Linked DNA regions of Homo sapiens: region 1 is linked to region 2. A link is a contact called in ENCODE Hi-C or POLR2A ChIA-PET data. All regions are on one chromosome and are shown on one strand. The core of a region is the stretch at or near the end of the contact, and the rest is flanking DNA. Distances in the headings are between cores, read along the strand shown. Region 1 holds the start of SEMA4B (semaphorin 4B). Region 2 holds the start of IQGAP1 (IQ motif containing GTPase activating protein 1).

Region 1 (3,856 bases), core at 919-3,418, 190 kb after region 2:
CCCATCCAGTTCCAGAGTTGGACATGAAACCTACCGTCTTTTGACATGGTCCCATGAGCTGGCCCAGCTTTCCCAAGGCCATAAGTGGAGTCCATTGGAGCATCTGCCCCCATCTCACCCTGCCTTCTCCCAAAAATGAGAGGGTCTGAGGGCAAAGGGAGTTGTGGCCACAACAGAAGTAGCAAGACAGCAGGCCTGGGGCTGGTTACACCTGTTCATCCTGACTTCACAAGCTGAAGCACCCAAGGGGCTACAGTCAAACTAACACCCCAACCCTGTCCTAACCCCAGGCAGAATCACCCCAGATCTGGGCAAGATGTACAGAAGTAAACTCTGAGCTGAGTAACACTCATTCAGCGGTTCCCGTACCAGGCCCTGTCCTAACGACTTTTCAAACACGAGCTGATTTAATCCTCACTACCTTGAGGTAGGTTCTGTTATTATACCTGTTTTACAGATGAAGAAATCAAGACCCAGAAACTTTAAGTAGCCTGCTCAAGGTCACATGGTTACTAAGTGGCTGAGGTAGCATTTGAACCCAGGTCATCTGCAGTATTTCAGACAGGGGTTCAGGTAGGGTTACTTGAAGCCGCTAGGGCCCTGCCTTAATTTAAGTGCTGATTCTACTATTTCCCTTTGTAAACAGGATGCTTTTAGAGGTGGGGATGCTGTGAGGAGATGGAAGTCTGGGACAGTTTCAGTCTGTAACCTCTAATTCATACATGCTTTATTCCAAGTCATACAATATGACAACCAACAAGTTAAAGGGCTTGCGGATACATCTGTTGGGCACTTATAAACTTCATACCCGAGTAACACACCTTGCAAGGCACCTACGACTGCCTATTTTGCAGATGAGAAAGGTGGGGCACTGGGAGCAGAAGGCACTTACTTGCCCAGTGGAAGAAATGGGCTTGGGATCCAGGACCCTCTGAATCTAAAGCCCAAGTGCCCCAAGAAGAGCTGGAGAAGCAACCGGATGGAAGGGAAAAGGAGAGGGAAGGGCGGAGGGCTGAAACAGGAGGTGGCCACAGAAGCAGATGTGAGGACCAGGAAAGGAACCCAGCCAACCAGGATGCTACTCCCAGGTCACTCTGAGGAGGGGTCGCGCCCAGGACTTGGGAATGTCAGCGCCCAGAGCTGCCCCCATCCGCAGTCTGTTCGCTCCCAGGACTTGGGAATGTCAGCGCCCAGAGCTGCCCCCATCCGCAGTCTGGTCGCTCCCAGGGCCTGGAGGTCTCTCCATGCTGGGGCTTGGGGCTGCACTGGCAAGCCAGGGATGGAGGGGCGGAGAGGGAGGATCGGGCGCCTGCCCGCCCACCACAGCTCCCGGCCCTGCTGCGACTTGCTGGGAATACCAGAACCCCAGTGTTTATAGGACTGCAAGCAGTGGCCTCCCTCTACCCCGAGCCGCCCTCGGGGGCGGCACCGCGGTCGGCTCTGGTCAGCATCAAAGACAAGTAGATGGGCAGGCGGACCCCGCCGAAAGTGCATCCTCCTAAGGGAACTAGGGGGGACGACAGAGCGGGCTAGACCCCATCCCTACGCAGAAAGAAAACTGAAGAAAGGGGCCAGCGGCCCCACAGCTCCCCTCTCCTCTCCCTCCCTCCGCGCAGCGCCTTGAAAAAAGAAGGGGTCCTAATGGATCCCGTGCCTCCGACAGGTCCCCTCCTTGGTCCTTTGTCACGGCCACCTCCGCACGAGGCACGTCCCCGGCAGCCTTCCTTCCCCCGGCCCGCGTCCCCGGGTCCCCGGCACTCACCCAGAGGCAGGCTGATCCGGGGGCTGAGCGCCCAGGTCGGAGGCGGCGGCTGCAGCAGGAGCAGCAGCAGCAGGAGCAGCAGCAGCGGTGGCCGAGGCGGCAGCGCGCCCCATGGGGCGGCGAGCCAGCTCCTCAGGCCCATCGCGGTGCGCAGCATTCGGAGAGCAGGAGCGACGGTGTCCCGCGGCTCGGGCTCAGGTGGCTCGGCCGGACTCACGGGCGGCAGCTCCGCCCCGCGGTCCGCCCCCGAGTCGCCCCGGGGGCCCCCGCCTCCGGACCTGGGGGGCGGGAGGTGGGAAACAGGGTCAAGTGGGCCCTGGCAAACTCAGCCCCTCCGCGGGGCACCGCAGTCCTCCCGCCGGCGCCGGCCCCGCAGCCTCGGCTTGGGCAGAGCTCACCCGCAAGCGGCGGAGGGCGGGGCTGAAGGAGGAAGTCGGCCGTGAGCCCGGCCGGCCCGCCCCCTTCCCCCTTCCTCCTTCCCGGGCGCTGGCAGCGCGAGGGGCGGCAGCTCGGGGCGCTGCCGCAGGGGCCAAGCCCGGGATCAGTAGCCCCGGCGGCCGCCGGAGCGCTGGGACGCGGACGAAAGCCGACCCCCAGCTCCCCGCCCCCACTGCTCAGACCCTCCCACCGCCGCCCAGGCCCTGGCCCCTTCCGGCTCCTCTGGGACCCTCTGCTAGTGGCGTTGGTTTGGGGACACGCTGCGTCCCCGCTATGCGCCTAGGGAGTTAGGGGGCGGATGGTGATTAGGCCTTGGTCTCCTCCCTTTAGGCGCCCCCTCCGCTCTTGCTCCTGGCGACCCCCTTGTTCCTGCGACCAAATGAACTCGGCCGAGCTCGTGCTGACACTGGGGCTAGCAGCTTGAGAGTCCAATTTTTGCACAGGTCAATCCACTGCAAGTCATGGCTGGGCATTCACTACAAGCTCAGCACTTAGTCTAGGCACCCTGCGGGCTTGTCCGCTTAATATTCTGTCCACGCGAAGCCCTCGGGTGGGGGAAGGGCAAGATTAGCTTAAGTGGGATAATAGGATTTAATGTACTGCTGAGGAGGTAAAACCTTCACAACCTGCACGTGACCCGGCAGGGGAAGGGAACCCCTAAGACTGGAGTGGAAGCCCAGAGGCACCCACCCCTAATCCTCCTGGCTCCTAACATCTCCACGGGTGGAGTTCAGCTCTGCTGAGACCAGGGGTTTCCAACTGCAGCCTGGACCATTAGCAGATTCTGAAATCAATTTAGTGGATCCCAACAGCATTAAGAAACAAACAAAACATAGAAACTATCTAAGCAATAATCTCAAAGGATAAGTAATTTTGGGAAAGCTACTTCAACTTTTCCTAAGTGTGCACAGGATTACAGAAAAATGTAGTAGTTCCTCCTGTAGTTAAGAGTCCAAAAGAGTGAAAGCCTCTGCTAGTTATTTCCATGGCAGTAGAGACCATCGCTCCATAAATTTGCTGCAATTGCAGGAAAGCTCCTCTTCACCCCCAGCCAAAATCAGCCTCCTCAGAGCACCTCTTTTCCTCTCCTCCCGACTTTCAGGGTCTGCCACATCTGCTCCCACAACAGGGATGCTGTCAAGAGGGTGGGCACAGCACCCACATGGTCCCAGGTCTCCTTTCTTACAGCTAAGTTTCCTCATGCTGCATGATTTCTGTACCTCCATCACCTTCTGTGGACATGGTGCAGGCTAGCAGCATCCCTTTTAAAGGGGCTCCCAGAACTGGACACAGAATTCCACATGGGATATGGACAGCACCAAGCACCCACAGTGCTACTATTGCCCAGGTTTGGATGCTTACTCTAAATGGGTTCAATCCACCTACAGCCAGTGATACCCAAACCCCTATCTGCCGCCTAGTCCAGCCCTGCTCAGCCCTTAACTCCAAAAGGCCTCAACTTTTTTTTTTTTGAGACAGAGTCTTGCTCTTTTGCCCAGGCTGGAGTGCAATGGTGCAATCTCCACTCACTGCAACCTCTGCCTTCTGGGTTCAAGTGATTCTCCTGCCTCAGCCTCCCGAGTAGCTGAGATTACAGGTTTATGCCACCACACCCCGCTAATTTTTTGTATTTTTAATAGAGACAGGGTTTCACAA
Region 2 (3,811 bases), core at 1,132-3,631:
TAAAAAAAGAACTATGTGGTTTCAACTATAATCATCTTGACCTTTTTAAAAATGTATGATAATATAAATATGTACTAAGTTTCAGTGTAATCTTGAAAAATACTGTCTTGAGATTTTGGCACAAATCTGTCCCTATCTGCCAGAACTCCTTCTAAATACAGATCTGATAATATTGTTTCCCTCTTTTATTAATGACCAAAGCCAGCAGTTATTGAGACATAAGTGGCAGTAATTGTACGAAGCATTTTACACGCATTCTCTCATTGAAACCCCACAACAATCCTGTGATTATCACTCCTATTTTACAGACGAAGAAACTGAGGCTGGGTGAACTCAGCCCCATGGCAAATAAGTGACAGGGCCTGAATCCAAACCTGGAGAGTCTGTCTCCAAAGCCTGAGCTTAACCTTGAAGCAATCTGCTTCCTTCATGGGCACCAGGTGTGGAATAAATTCCTAACTCCTTGGGAAGGCATTCAAGGCCTTTCCCAGTCTGGTCCCAACTATTTTTGGAAACTCTCCTCTTCCCTTCCTCCCACCACTGTGCAGTCTACATCACTCAGTTCCCAACACAGTATCCCTCTACTTTCAATACCTTTGTTTATGCTCTTCCCTCAGGTCCTGTCTCTTGTTCCACATGCCCTATCAAACTTTTTTTTTTTTTTTTTTGAGACAGGGTCTTGTTCTGTCACTCCGGCTCGAGTGCAGTGGCACAATCATGGCTTACTGCAGCCTCGACTTTCTGGGCTCAAATGATCCTCCTACCTCAGCCCCAAGCAGCTGGGACCACAGGCATGGGCCACCACGCCTGGCTAATTTTTTTTTTTTTTTTTAAGAGATGGAGTCTCACTGTGCTGCCCAGGCTGGTCTCAAACTCAAGGCCTCAAACTATCCTCTCACCTCGGACTCCCAAAGTGCTGGGATTACACGCAGGAGTCACTATGCCTGGCCACCTGTCAAACTTTCTACACAGCATTCTTCAAGGCTCTGTTCAAATGTCACCTTCAGGCCAGGTGCAGTGGCTCACACTTTGGGAGGTCGAGGCGTGGGGATCATTTGAGATCAGGAGTTTGAGACCAGCCTGACCAACACAGTGAAACCCTGTCTCTACTAAAAATACAAAAATTAGCCAGTGTGGTGGCCGACGCCTGTACTCGGGAGACTGCAGGAGAATCGCTTGAACCTGGGAGGTGGAGTTTGCAGTGAGCTGAGATTGCACCACTGAACTCCAGGCTGGGCGACCAGAGCAAGACCCCCTGTCTCCAAAAAAAAAAAAAAAAAAGTCACCTCCCGTGCTCATACTGTCTTCCCCAGGCCCCTTCTCCTTACCTACATTACTCTGTATGGCTAGTAAGTTCAGCATCTTTTATCATTATTGCACCTTATAATCATTAGCTTGCACACCTGACTCTCTGATTAAAACGCTCTTTGGAGACAGGGCCTGATCTTACTCATCTTTAATTTCACAAACGTGGCACAATACCTCACGTATAACTGTTGATGCGTGAAATGTTGATCCTTTAAAAAAGAACATTATTCCCACAATATAAAATAAAACCGAAAACCTCAAAATCCCAAAGGGTCCTCCTTTAGCCAATCCTGCCTGCAGTTCAATGACGTCCAGGGCCGACAACAGAAAATGAGGAAGTCAGAGGATTTTCTGCTTCTTTTTTTTTTCTTTATTACTATTTTACTTTTGAAATCTTGAGGAGGGAACTAAGCCCGAGAAAACTGAAGTGACTTGCCCAGGACGGCACCTCGTAGCTAGCCTGGGACCGGACAGGTCTGGACCCTGGTCTATCCCTTGGGTCTACCCCGCAGGCAACACTAGGGCAGCGCCTTTCCACGAAACGGGCAGAGCCCGCGTACCCAGACCCCCAATCCCCGGGACACGCCCTGCGCGGTCATCCTGCCACCTCACTCTAGGCCGTCTTCCCCAATCTCGGCCGAGCCTGGGCGGCGAGAGGCGCTGGGTGGGGCTCCCCCTACCGCGGCCCCAGCTAAGGCGGGAGGCCTCGGGGGTCCTCTCCGCCGCCTCGGACCCCGAGGGGGCGCGAACCAGGGGCCTCCCCGCCCGCCGCCCGCCGCCCCACCGGGACGGCTCTTCCGGGTCCGAGCTGCCGGCAGCCGCCCTGCCCCACCCGCCCGGCCGAGCCCCCAGGAAAATCGCGCCTCGTCTGCAATTAGCCCAGCCCGAAGCCCCCGCGCCGCGGAGCCCCGCACTCACAGCCATAGTGCGGCCGGGCCACGCCCAGCCCGTCAACCTCGTCTGCGGCGGACATGGCGGACGAGCCCGAGTCTCTGCTGAGGAAGCCGTGAAACCTTGGAGGCGCGGACGGCGGTAGCTACAGCTCCTGCCAAGTGCGCGGGCTTGCCGGGGTCCCCGAGGCCCCGCCCCGTGCCGTCAGCCCCACCCCGCAGGCCCCGCCCCAGCGGCACCGCCCCAGCGACACCGCCCTGAGCGGCCGGAAAGAGGCGGGGCCAGAGTCACCGTGCCCCGCCCCTAACTCCGCCCCCTCAGCCCGGCCCCGCCCTGCATCCCGCTATGGTCTCCGTAGGCGGAAGGAAGAAGGTAGAGCCCATCCTCCAATCGGGCTCACGCTGAGCTTGCCCTGCCGGGAATGCCCGCCCAGGTTTATAGCCCCGCCCCCAAGGCCACTGCCCTATCCGCAACTCTAACCGAAAGGCTGCCGGTGTCTGCTGCCTGAAATCAAAATAGTGGGTCATCTCCCTTCTCTTGCCGGCCCAGCTAACCTCTGCACCAATATTTGGAGAAGACACCCTTTGAGGTGACCCAGGTTGTCTTGTTGGACACAAGCAGGCCCCAAACTGCCATGAAAGCCCTCCAACCCCACTCTCCGCAGTTTGGCAACCTGGCCTCAGTCCTCTTAGATTCGGCAGCAGTCACCAGATTACCCAGGTACCCAGGTATTTGAGATGCGGATGCTAAAGCCGAACTCTGTCCAAATTCCCTACCTTTGGATCCCTTGACATTGTTCTTTGCAAGTTCTTTTTAAAATAACTCTTTTCCCGTATCAGGGATGCCTCTGCCCCCTGCACCTTGTGGCTTGCCCTTCAGATATTGGTATTCAACGGTATTCTGTCCGCAGCCCTCTTCTGTTTATTCTTTTTTCTTTTCTTTCTTTCTTTTTTTTTATTTTCTTTTTTTTTTGAGACGGAGTCTCGCTCTGTCGCCCAGGCTGGAGTGCAGTGGCGCGATCCGGGCTCACTGCAAGCTCCGCCTCCCGGGTTCGCGCCATTCTCCTGCCTCAGCCTCCCGAGTAGCTGAGTCTACAGGCACCCGCCACCGCGCCCGGCTAAGTTTTTGTATTTTTAGTAGAGACGGGGTTTCACCGTGTTAGCCAGGATGGTCTCGATCTCCTGACCTCGTGATCCACCCGCCTCGGCCTCCCACAGTGCTGGGATTACAGGCGTGAGCCACCGCGCCCGGCATTTTTTTTTTTTTTTTTTTTTTGAGACGGAGTTTTGCTCAGTCGTTCAGGCTGGAGTGCAGTGGCGCGATCTCGGCTCACTGCAACCTCCGCCTCCCGGGTTCAAGCGACTCTCCCGCCTCAGCCTCCCAAGTAGCTGGGATTATAGGTGCCCGCCACCACGCCCAACTACTTTTTTTGTATTTTTAGTAGAGGCAGGGTTTCACCATGTTGATCAGGCTGGTCTCGAACTCCTGACCTCAGGTAATCCACCCGCTTCTGCTTCCCAAAGTGCTGAGATTACAGGTGTGAGCCACCGCGCCCGGCCCTCTTCCGTTTATTCTTTGCCTACTCAGTAATCTTTTCTACACTCGCCTATAA

Evidence for each region. Hi-C counts contacts between places; a loop is a spot of excess contacts on that map. ChIA-PET counts read pairs that join two places held with the same protein, here RNA polymerase II (POLR2A). Pooled maps may share reads with other maps.
Region 1: a pooled map shows a loop between it and region 2 (3-fold over the local background). The contact joins the promoter of SEMA4B here to the promoter of IQGAP1 in region 2. A Hi-C loop is called at or near these places in 1 of 168 maps with a recorded cell type or tissue (B cell), 1 of 37 single-sample maps with no recorded cell type and 4 of 50 pooled maps. POLR2A ChIA-PET finds 5 or more read pairs at or near these places in 5 of 52 experiments (CD4-positive, alpha-beta T cell, HCT116, T-cell and 2 more).

The regions. Positions count from the first base shown.
Region 1 is chr15:90,199,642-90,203,497 of GRCh38, reverse strand. SEMA4B (semaphorin 4B) reads right to left here and starts at 2,168. Exons shown (of 14, transcript NM_198925.4): 1 at 1,763-2,168. The coding sequence starts at 1,919. RefSeq lists a silencer at 1,717-2,476 and an enhancer at 1,649-2,620.
Region 2 is chr15:90,386,812-90,390,622 of GRCh38, reverse strand. IQGAP1 (IQ motif containing GTPase activating protein 1) reads right to left here and starts at 2,381. Exons shown (of 38, transcript NM_003870.4): 1 at 2,227-2,381. The coding sequence starts at 2,281. RefSeq lists a silencer at 1,878-2,657.